Regions from separate parts of the Homo sapiens genome. Here all the other regions are linked to region 3. The links are chromatin contacts, found by Hi-C or POLR2A ChIA-PET in ENCODE. All regions are on one chromosome and are shown on one strand. Each heading gives the region's core, a stretch centred on a gene start or an enhancer-like site at or near the end of the contact. The rest is flanking DNA. Distances are from core to core; before and after follow the strand shown. Region 1 holds the start of LNX1-AS2 (LNX1 antisense RNA 2). Region 2 has its middle 190 kb from the start of LNX1-AS2. Region 3 overlaps SCFD2 (sec1 family domain containing 2).

Region 1 (3,236 bases), core at 475-2,974, 570 kb before region 3:
GAAAAGGGTTTGATCTTGGGGGGTAAAACCAACTGCTAGTGTGCCTGGAGTAATATCTTCAAGATTCCAAAGTTCCTTCTGAGTTGAAAAGTGTCATGGTCTTTAGCAATGACAGTGAGAATGGTATGGGAGGGGGGAATGGAGCACTATATGTCCAGGATTTGCCAAGCCTAGTCTAAACCATTCTTCCTGGTAGTGGTTTATAATGAAACTTAATTTTTCATTGTCTCATATTTTCCAAATGTATGCAGTTCCATGTTCTTATGGCCACTCGGATTAAATTTTCAGATTTTAAAGTGATAGGCCGCAGAAGTTACAGAGAAAAATGACCATAAAAGATGTCATAGAGAGTTACAACTGGTCATTCTTGAGGGGTCCCTCAAGCTGGCCTTCCATCTTGGGGTTGATTTGATAAGCTCTCAAAAGATGATTTCAAGTGTGCACCCAGGGGCGATGGATTTCCTGGTATGATTTCTCATAAATATATGCATGAATTTATGAATATATACATATTTATATATACATATATATATATATATTATACACACACTTTCAGCATATAGACCAGATTACTAATTAATTTCCAAATGGAGACATCCTTTATCAGAAACTACCCTCCCCAGGGCTACTTCTACAGGTTTCTACTTCTCCTTCTGAATAATGGGTAAGAAGCTGAATGTGTCCAGGAAGTGTCCCAGTGAGCATGAAATCAGAACCTTCCCTCTTTTCTTTCCAGTGGTTAAAAAGTGGGCCTTGATTAAAAACTGCTCTGCCGCTTGCCGATGAGCTTGTCCTTAGGCAGTTTCTCAGATTCACTATGTCTTGGTTTTCCCAGCTGTAGAATGCAAATAGCAATGATACCTGACACAGGGTTCTTGTATAAAGTGCTCAGAACAATAAGTAGCACCTGTTAAACACAATGTTCATTTTTATGATTACATTTTTTTCTAGTAGTTTAGAAATATAATTTCCATGATAATGTAACAGCCCTAATGGCCCAAAAAAAAAGCCCATATTATTTTTTTTAACCCCTGCATATTATTCGAAATCCAGGAGTACCAAGAAAGATCTCACCTGAGAAGGCTAATTGTGTAGTTTTTTCTCTTCCTTTATACACTATACCTGGGAGTTAGCTCCACTCCTGGATTAACTCTTATTTCTCTATTTTCTTTCTGTTTTACAACAATTCATCACACCACATATGTAGATGACTGTGTGTATGTGAACATGGCAAGTGAAACCTCACGATCTCCAGGCTGTTCGGTGAAGCTTTATGCGAATTCATTTCACCTACACCCTTCCCCTGCCCACCCAAGGCCTTGAACCGAAGCCTGTGATCCCCTCCCAAGTTGGATCCTGCCCTTCGCCAAAGGCAAGACCGCTGAAGGCGTGGCCTTCTAGATGATTCATCAGGTTGGCGGGCTCTCCCTCCCCTCCCCCTTGCCCAGGGGACACCCTGTCCGCGTGAAGAGGGGGGCCTTTGTGTGAGTGATGTTTCTCAATTATCAAACTAGTGGCGTGAAACCTTTTCCTGAAACACCTGAGTGTAAAAGGTTTTGTTACCTCCCTTTTTTTCTTTTAAATAATAAAGGAATAGCCACACCTACCTTAGTTTCTATTGGATAAAAAGGTGAATAGTTTTGTTGTGGTGGTTGTTGTTGTTTTAAGCCTTCAACTCTCAAAAGGCACAGAGTTCCCAGGTGCAAAGAGGTAGCTTAGACCTGTCTGGGGCGGATCGGGGACAGGAGCCAGCTCCCCTGAGGTCGAGCACCAGAGCCGGCCCCCAGACCCCGCCCTCGACTACAATTTCTCTTCCTTCTCCTCCCCCTTGCTTTGCGAGCTATTGACTGACTGCAGCCAGCTGAGGCCCAGGCTGTGGGAATCCGGACTTCCTTTTCTTCCCTCTCCCATTTTTCCTTCTTCCTCCACCCTCCCCCAAACCAAACCCCAAAACCTCTAGGTAGTCCAATATTAAAACCGGTGGAACAAAAGCATTCCCAAAATCAGGAGGAGGGAAAGAAGAAGACGAGGGAGGCAAAAGTAGGAGGAAAATAGGAATGTCAACATTTATTTTCCTGAAGGGGAAAAAAAATTCTCTCTGGGCAGGCAGGCCATCTTCCGGGACGGGGAATCCACAGTTTCCTCAGGTAATGAGTTCCAGGGATGCTGGATGCAGGTGGTAAAAATACGCAGCGTTTCAATGGGATGATGGGAGATGTTTACAGCCCTCCTGGGAAGATGCCAGAGAGTTTAACAGTCCTGGGATACCTCCCAGCTGCCTGCTCTGGTGCTGGATGAGTTTACGCCTCCTTTCCTGCTGGAAAAGGTGAAGCAACCAGTGACTTGTCCAGGGTCACACACCACGCTTGGGACAGAAATAACTCTGACGTCTCTTTCCTGGCTATATCAGCAGACAACATCGCCTAATGACAGTACTACCATTCCAATCTGAATCATTTAAATTGCTCCTAATTGCAGGCCTGCAGTGCACTGTAACTGCCGTATGACTCTAACTGCCAAGCCAGCCGAGATAGGAATGACTGAAGTTTTGCAAATTCCTGAATATGGAATTAAAAATGCTGGGCGGGGGAGGGGGTAGCGCAAAAGTGTTTGAAAACCACTTTGAAACTGCTGACAGGTATCCTATTTCAAATTGTTTAAAAGATGAATTGGAAATGTCAACTTAAATTTGTCATTTTATTGGAATTAGAGAAACACTTGGTGTTCAAATGGATGCGGTTCGAAAAGGCACCTCAGATATTTCTAAGAAGTTCGGCTTCACACTCTTCCTTTTTGTGTCTGCTAAATTACTGTCTCATTTTGGTGTTTAAACTTCCCTTTTAACTCCTTTGTGGGCAGATATGGGGAAAGGGGAGGGCCTGGGAAACAACCAGGCATTTGACTTCAGATCTGAACACGGGGCTGGACACGTGCTGTGCTCAGGAAAGAAAGTAAATTCCACCTGGCAAATTGCTCTAACTGATTTATTTGTCCACAAAGAGACGCCACCTACCTGCTTGCAGGTATTCAGGTAAATGACAGGTGGGCGGGGCCTCCTGACTCTTTCAATCCCTAAGGTCTCAGCAATGCTTTATCTGTCGGGGCTTCCGTGATGTCACCCATTTCCTGGTCTGGAGCGACCAATGCCGTCCTCCTTCCTCCAGGCACCTGTTCACCGAAGTTGAGGCTGGTCACAACTCCGGCGGCCCAAGGAGCTGCTCGGTTCACCCACAAGG
Region 2 (3,346 bases), core at 691-3,190, 760 kb before region 3:
GGAGTTTTCCAAGAACAAACCACTTGTTAGGAGAGAGGCGTTTAGAAGAGGAATACCCAACTCACGCTTCAGGAAGTGGCAGGTGGAGAAACTGAGACAGCTTCCAAGAGGAGATGGTGGTAGAACAAAGATGGTAGAAGAAAGGATGGCTAGGAGTTGGTCTTAAGGATGAGGAGGCTGAAATAAGGCAAAAGCCAAAGGTCCAAGGTATGAGAGTGTGCTATGCAAACCAGTCAGGGTGTCTCCAGGAAAACAGGCACCTCTTTAAGGATGTACAGCACAGGGAATGGAAAGCAGGGGATTGGCTATATGGTAGAGAGAGCTGCTGAGAGTTAACACGAGTGATGAGGCAATGCAGAGATTAGCATCAAGAAGCAGGAAGCCACTACCGACTCTGCTAAAGGAAAAAAGAAGGAACCAGAAGCTGAACCACAGTGGACCTGTTTTGGCAAGAGCTGGAACTACAGAGAAGACAGTCACTGCTGCAGAAATCACCCAAGGAAACAAGGAGAGAAATACCCTGGCTTCTCCCTCCTTTCTACCCTCCATTTTTTGCCAGTGTGTCTTCCTGGCCTAACCCAACCAGCTGGAAGTCTGAGACACAAGAGCCTGTGAACTGCAGCCTGCAAGGATCAGCCATCGTGAACTAAAACACAGCAGGCAAAGAGGGAGGATGGATTCAGGGCAAACAGATCCAGGACCAGTACTGCACCTTTAGGGAACTGTGAGTATAACTAGTGTGCCATAATGACAGCCAACATGTATAATAAGCCTTTACTAAATGCCAGAAATTATGCCAGATGTTTAGCATTTTCTATGCATTAACCTCTTTACTTAGTTTAGGTAAGGCACATAAAGAGGAGTGGGAGGAGATGACACTGGGATGTGGAATTAGAGCCAGGCTCACATAACAGAGGGCTCATGTGCCACGCCAACGGGTTTGCACTTTGTCCCGAAGGCACTTGGGAATCAACGAAGGGTTGGAAGAATTATACAGTCCGAGTAGCATTTCCAAAATATCATTTTGTGATCGTGTCTGAAGTTGTGAGGATTGCTAATTCATCAAATAAATAACGGAGGTCTGATGAAGAAGAACTGGGAGTGGGACCAGCTTCCCTTCCTGTTTCCCTCCTCAGAACAAACAGCCTCACTGCTGAACACTTGTGTCATCTGTTGACATAACTCGGATCTTCGTTTACTTTAGCTCAGCAAAACTGGAGTGGCAGACCTTTTTAAAACAAAATATTTATGACTAATCTATACAATAGTTACCATAGTTAATGTATTAATATATTACTCACCTCATTAATACACTTCTGGAGAAATCTACATCCTAGCAATGTTTTACAGAGTTTTTGTTCTATCTTCTAGTTTCTAAAAGTATATTATGGACCTTTTAGTTTTCAACTTTTAAGATAAATCAGTGTTGTTTGTCACTGGGTTGTGGAGGTGGCAGTTGGAGCCAGAACCTCAGATTAACTTGAAGTGTTGATACAATGTTATCACAGAGACAAGACTTATGGCCTTCAAAGGGACATTTAGAATTCCTCTCTTCCAATAACCTCTTTCACAGATGAGAAAAGTGAGCCCACACAGATAAAGCGATTAGCCCAAGGATGTGAAAGTAGTGAGTGGAGGTAGGACTACAACCCAGACTCCCAAACCAGTACTCCTTCCACTCTTGACATTATTGCTAAGGTGTTCAGAGCTAATAAGAAGCTGTCATTTAAAACAATATTACTCAGGTGGTAAAAATTCATCTCACATGGAATTACGCAGAAAAGGGAGTTTATTGGCTCTGGAAATAGTTTTAGGGGATACCAATTTCAGGCATGAGTCAGTCTAGGGAGTCACTATTGTCATCAGGACTAAGCCATGTGCTGTTTCTTGGAAGACTTTCTAGGCTGCTTTCATTCAGTCATGCTCAGCCAGGATGGAGCAAGGTTGTAACCAAATGTCCCAGGCTCTCAACTCATCAGCTTGGTATCTTCAGTGGAAAGGATGTATTTCTTTTCCAAGAATGTGAAAGTCTAGGTATTGAGTTTTATTGGTTTAGTTTGGGCCGTGTGTCCGTTTTTGAACCAATCACTGGAGCCATAGTGAATGGATGGCTCTGATTGGCTAGGTCTGGCTCCTATGTCTGTGCTAGCTTCAGGGGATGGGCTCCACTCTCTGTTTTGGAATTATATATTTGGAAAGTGAGGATGGTAAGATTTCCTGAAGGAATATCAAAGTTCCATCAAAGCAAAAAGGTTAAATGGGTGCTGGGCAGGCACAAACAACTGAAATATACTCCAGACACTGAGACTTATGTCTAGTACAGTGGATTTCTAACATTGGCGAGGTTTTCCTATTGGCTATTATCTTGCTATAGGAAATAATCCCATTTGGGTAAAATGGACTTCTCTTGTGCAAAGTGCATGCTCCACTATGAAATTGAGAGAAGCCAATCGTTCCACGACTTTTAGCCTGTGAAAAGATGATGATCCTGAGTTGAGGTAATATACCTCCACCACCCGCTATGGATCCATGACTGTTGCATCCCAAACAATTCTCTGAGAAACACTCTGTTAACAAAGAAGTTCTTGCCTCAGCTCTGCTTTATAGCCACTCTAGTTAAATAAACTGCATTAAGCATCCAAGATGCCCAGGGAAGCTCAGAGAAAGGAGCTTGAAGTCAGGAGAGTTTGTCTGTTCAGAGCTCTCCCAAAGGAAACAGGGATCCAAATGAATCTGAGCATTGAAATGAAGAAGAATAAGCATGCATGTCAGCATCAGTGTATATTTGGCGGCTTCACTGGACTTGTCATAATCTGTGACAAATTAGCAAAAGCAAGTCAATCTTAGTAAGCAAAAACATATAGGATGTTGTTCCATTGTAATTTAAGCTTTACTGCTTCTATTTTCTGCCTCTGCTCTTTTAGTTCAAAAGTGTATCAAGAATAGTCATGGAAGTTTGACAAAGCATTGTTCATAGGCTTGTTTAAAAGCTACCATCTCTTCGTGGAGAGCAGAGATAAGTGGAGAACTTTGTAAGCATGTTTACAAGGTCAGAAACCATTTTTTTAATCTGAAAAAATAATTTGAATGCATATGGCAAAAGCACAATTCAAAAGTTAAAGGGAAAATGACAAAAATTGAAGAACTATATAACGTATTAAAATCTGATAAAGAATACCTTTTATCTCTTCGATATACTGATTTCTTCCTTTTGGTGTGTATTGCTGTGGGATTGCTGGATCATACAGTAGTTCTGTTTTTAGTTTTTGAGTAACCTCCATACTGTTCTCCCTAAATGCTTGAGGCAATGGATAGCCCAATTACCCTGATTTGATCATTATACACT
Region 3 (3,130 bases), core at 449-2,948:
AAATCCTGATAGATCTCGAATGTCACCTTCTCTAAGGAGCTTTTCCCAACACCCTCACCCTTGACTTGCCGCTGCGCCCCTGGAGAACTTAATGCATACCGCATTGCATTGCCATTATTTATTTGTATTTTCCTCTCTCCCACTAGACAGTAAACTCTTCAAAGGAGAGTAGCCACTGTATCTTTTAAAGTTCATAACATACAGTATGTTTCTGTTGAGGAAATGATTTGCAAGTTTAGAAAAAATTAGTAATCTCTGTTAGTTTTAAACTAAACCTACAGGAATAAATTATGTTGAAAGTTGCTATTATTAAAAATGAAGTACTTTAAAATGTTTTTCTTCTATAAAATGTTAGAAATAGGAAGTTTATTGTTTTGGGTTTCAAGTTATCCTTTTAAAGATACATTTTTAAAAACAATTGCAATTTTGTGTTGTTGAAACTCACAGGACATGTAAAATTATTCAGGTCATTTAGATTTGACCTCAGACATGTGGCAACTCTGTCATGAATTAAAAGGCCCAATAAGTTTGTGCTTATCATTCTAAAATGGGTTTCTGCTTTACTTGAAAATTTCACATTATTAGTATATTGTCATCTAAAAGATGTACATGCTTAGTCAAGGTAGAGCTCATTTCTAAAAGAATGTAACACTTTTAAAATATCTACCACTTCGATGATGGCTTGCACAGTTTAGGGTTACATGATGAGGTGGCCACAGGAGCAATTCTGGAAGAAGGAATGTGGGGCAAAAATTTCACTTGAACAGAAGCCAAAACCACCCACCCTAGCATTAAGACCCTTCACACCAAATTTTCATCAAAGGGCAGGAACAGGTAGTCATGATTTGCTCTCATTTAAACACAGCCTAGGCACCCTAGCTCCATCTTGTTTAATCCATGGTTCCTAGGACTATATATGGGAAGTCTTTATCTGCCCTGTGTGGCGGTGGTGTATTTCATTTGTACCCTCGGTCAGTCACATGATCCTTCCTATTTGCAGGGGAGGCTGGGAAACGTGGGCTACTGTGTACCCAGGAAGGAAAGGACTGTGCTGAACAGCTATCTAGTCTCTGAGATCTGAAAGCATCTCACAGGATAACTTGTTTCAGGCATAGGGTCATGGGAGTCGATGAGGGTATACCAACACCAGAGCTATTTGAATGATTAGGATTTAGTGACTGACTGGATGGGGATGTAGAAAGACAGATGATAAGACTGACAGTTTCTTAACCTTTCCCTATCTTTGTCCTTTTGAGGCTCTCTGAAAATTATTTCTAAAAAACAACTGGACAAGGTTCTGGATAGTTGTCTGTTGCAAAGTTGTTCTGAAACAGTAACCGATTAACTCACAAGATGTGTGTAAACTGGCTTTCCACATCCACTCTAGATCATGTGAATTTTCAGAGGGACCATAGTTTGATTTGAAAAGGCATCATCTAATTAATGTGAATTAACATTAGCAAGTACAGTACTGTTACAGACACATTAAAGGCTTTACAGAGAAGAAAAGTCATGAAATGACATGCTAATTTAGTATGTGGGCACCGGAAGAGCTATTACCTATTCAAAAATAGTTGTAAAAGAAAAGAATCAGCCAAGACAAGCTGGTTGCTAATGGTTTTAGTGTGGGAGGAGAAAACTGCATTGCAATTCTTGGCTCTGAGTTAGGGTCAGGAAGATCAGTAGCCCAGCGTTGACCTTTGTGTTTGGAATCTTTCATATTGACTCACCAGACGCTTGTAATTTGGTGAGCCAGATAACAGAAATGTAGACAAGGTCTCTGTGCCTGAACTTTAAACCTCCGAGTAGCTTGTCCTTTATGATAATAATTAGCATTGCTTGGGATCTAAAGCAGAGTAATCACCTAAGACCTACCATATTAATCTAAATTAACTCAGTAAGTTACCACCAGAGAACCCACTGGGAAAATGAAGGTGGGAAGCTGAGAAGCTCAGCTGCATAACTTTATATATTGTTTGTTTGTAAGTCTGTTTGGAGGTGATTTTTTTAAGTGATATGTCTCACAGAAGGAAAGAATTTCAACAACGTTGATACAATCACACATTTACAAGTGTCAGGGTTGTCCAACCCCTTTGAATCCAAGAGGAACTTTTACTCCTTATTTCTTCTCCTGATGTTGAAGTAGTAAGTGTTCTTTTATAATCAGGCCAATGGTATTATTTTAAATTAAGTAATATCTATTTATGGTAGAAAAGTATGAAGATAAACATTTTAAATAGAATTTATTCTCACCATCTAGTCACTGTAAATATTTTGATAAACTTATTTCAATTCATAAGCATATACATATAAGTATCTATCTATCTATACACCTACATAAACAGGGCTTTAAATACAAGTTAATCTTTATATGAAAGGTACTTCCCAAATTATTCATTTTCAAAAGTTTGTTTTTAATGTTGTATTATAAGATTTACTATTTTTTATTTAAGCATTTTCCTATTTTTGTACATTTCAGCTGTTTCCAGCTTTTGAACATCCTTGTGCATAAATCTTTGTCCTTATCTTTGATTACTTCCTTAGGAGAAAGTCTTAGAAATGGAATTACTAGGTCAAAGGTTATAATCCTTTTTAAGGCTCCTAATATCTATTGAACACATTGCACCCTGGGAAATTTGCTGCAGTTCATTCCTATCATCTGGGTATGAGAGGACCCATCTGACCAAAATCATTCCAACACTATTATTCTTTACTTATCAAGTAGAAATTGGACATGTTAGGGCCTCTATAGCTTTACGGGCTGCTTTGCTTCCTAACTGGCCATCTTGAGTATACACTGTGAGAGGCTATCACAACAAACCTTATTATGGCTATCCTTAGTCTAAAGGTGAACAAGAGCGTACACACCATCATTGATGCATCCTGCATGAACACATGCACTGTCTTGTTCTTAATGAGCAAGGTCAGGCTGGCGTAAGTTTTGTTATATTTAGATGTCCTAAGCATCCTTTGGGAGGGTTGTGTTTGGTCTTCAGGGTTGATATGCTGGGTCTCTTTCCCAGAAATGTCTGGCCTAGCAATAAAGGAAACTCCAAGCGTGAAAATTGCACTTCATGGGCCCAGTGGAGTTTTCCTGCTGACATAGAATTGATTGACTAAATATAAATCA

Evidence for each region. Hi-C counts contacts between places; a loop is a spot of excess contacts on that map. ChIA-PET counts read pairs that join two places held with the same protein, here RNA polymerase II (POLR2A). Pooled maps may share reads with other maps.
Region 1: a map of Caco-2 shows a loop between it and region 3 (6-fold over the local background). The contact joins the promoter of LNX1-AS2 here to the enhancer-like site in region 3. A Hi-C loop is called at or near these places in 2 of 168 maps with a recorded cell type or tissue (Caco-2 and HepG2), 6 of 37 single-sample maps with no recorded cell type and 5 of 50 pooled maps. POLR2A ChIA-PET finds 5 or more read pairs at or near these places in 1 of 52 experiments (Caco-2).
Region 2: a map of Caco-2 shows a loop between it and region 3 (6-fold over the local background). The contact joins two enhancer-like sites. A Hi-C loop is called at or near these places in 3 of 168 maps with a recorded cell type or tissue (Caco-2, IMR-90 and ovary) and 1 of 50 pooled maps.

Annotation. Positions count from the first base shown.
Region 1 is chr4:53,591,444-53,594,679 of GRCh38, reverse strand. LNX1-AS2 (LNX1 antisense RNA 2) reads right to left here and starts at 1,724. Exons shown (of 2, transcript NR_046827.1): 1 at 1,608-1,724. It overlaps LNX1 (ligand of numb-protein X 1), which reads left to right and starts at 3,194. Exons shown (of 11, transcript NM_001126328.3): 1 at 3,194-3,236. RefSeq lists an enhancer at 1,102-2,014.
Region 2 is chr4:53,779,630-53,782,975 of GRCh38, reverse strand. No RefSeq gene overlaps it. Among named protein-coding and RNA genes, the nearest start is that of LNX1-AS2, 190 kb to the right of the region's middle. Within about 2 kb of position 1,940, at least 3 of the 41 ENCODE cell types and tissues checked have a DNase peak (open chromatin) inside an H3K27ac peak, as active enhancers do.
Region 3 is chr4:53,018,557-53,021,686 of GRCh38, reverse strand. All of the region lies in intron 5 of SCFD2 (sec1 family domain containing 2), which reads left to right. Among named protein-coding and RNA genes, the nearest start is that of SCFD2-AS1, 93 kb to the right of the region's middle. Within about 2 kb of position 1,698, at least 3 of the 41 ENCODE cell types and tissues checked have a DNase peak (open chromatin) inside an H3K27ac peak, as active enhancers do.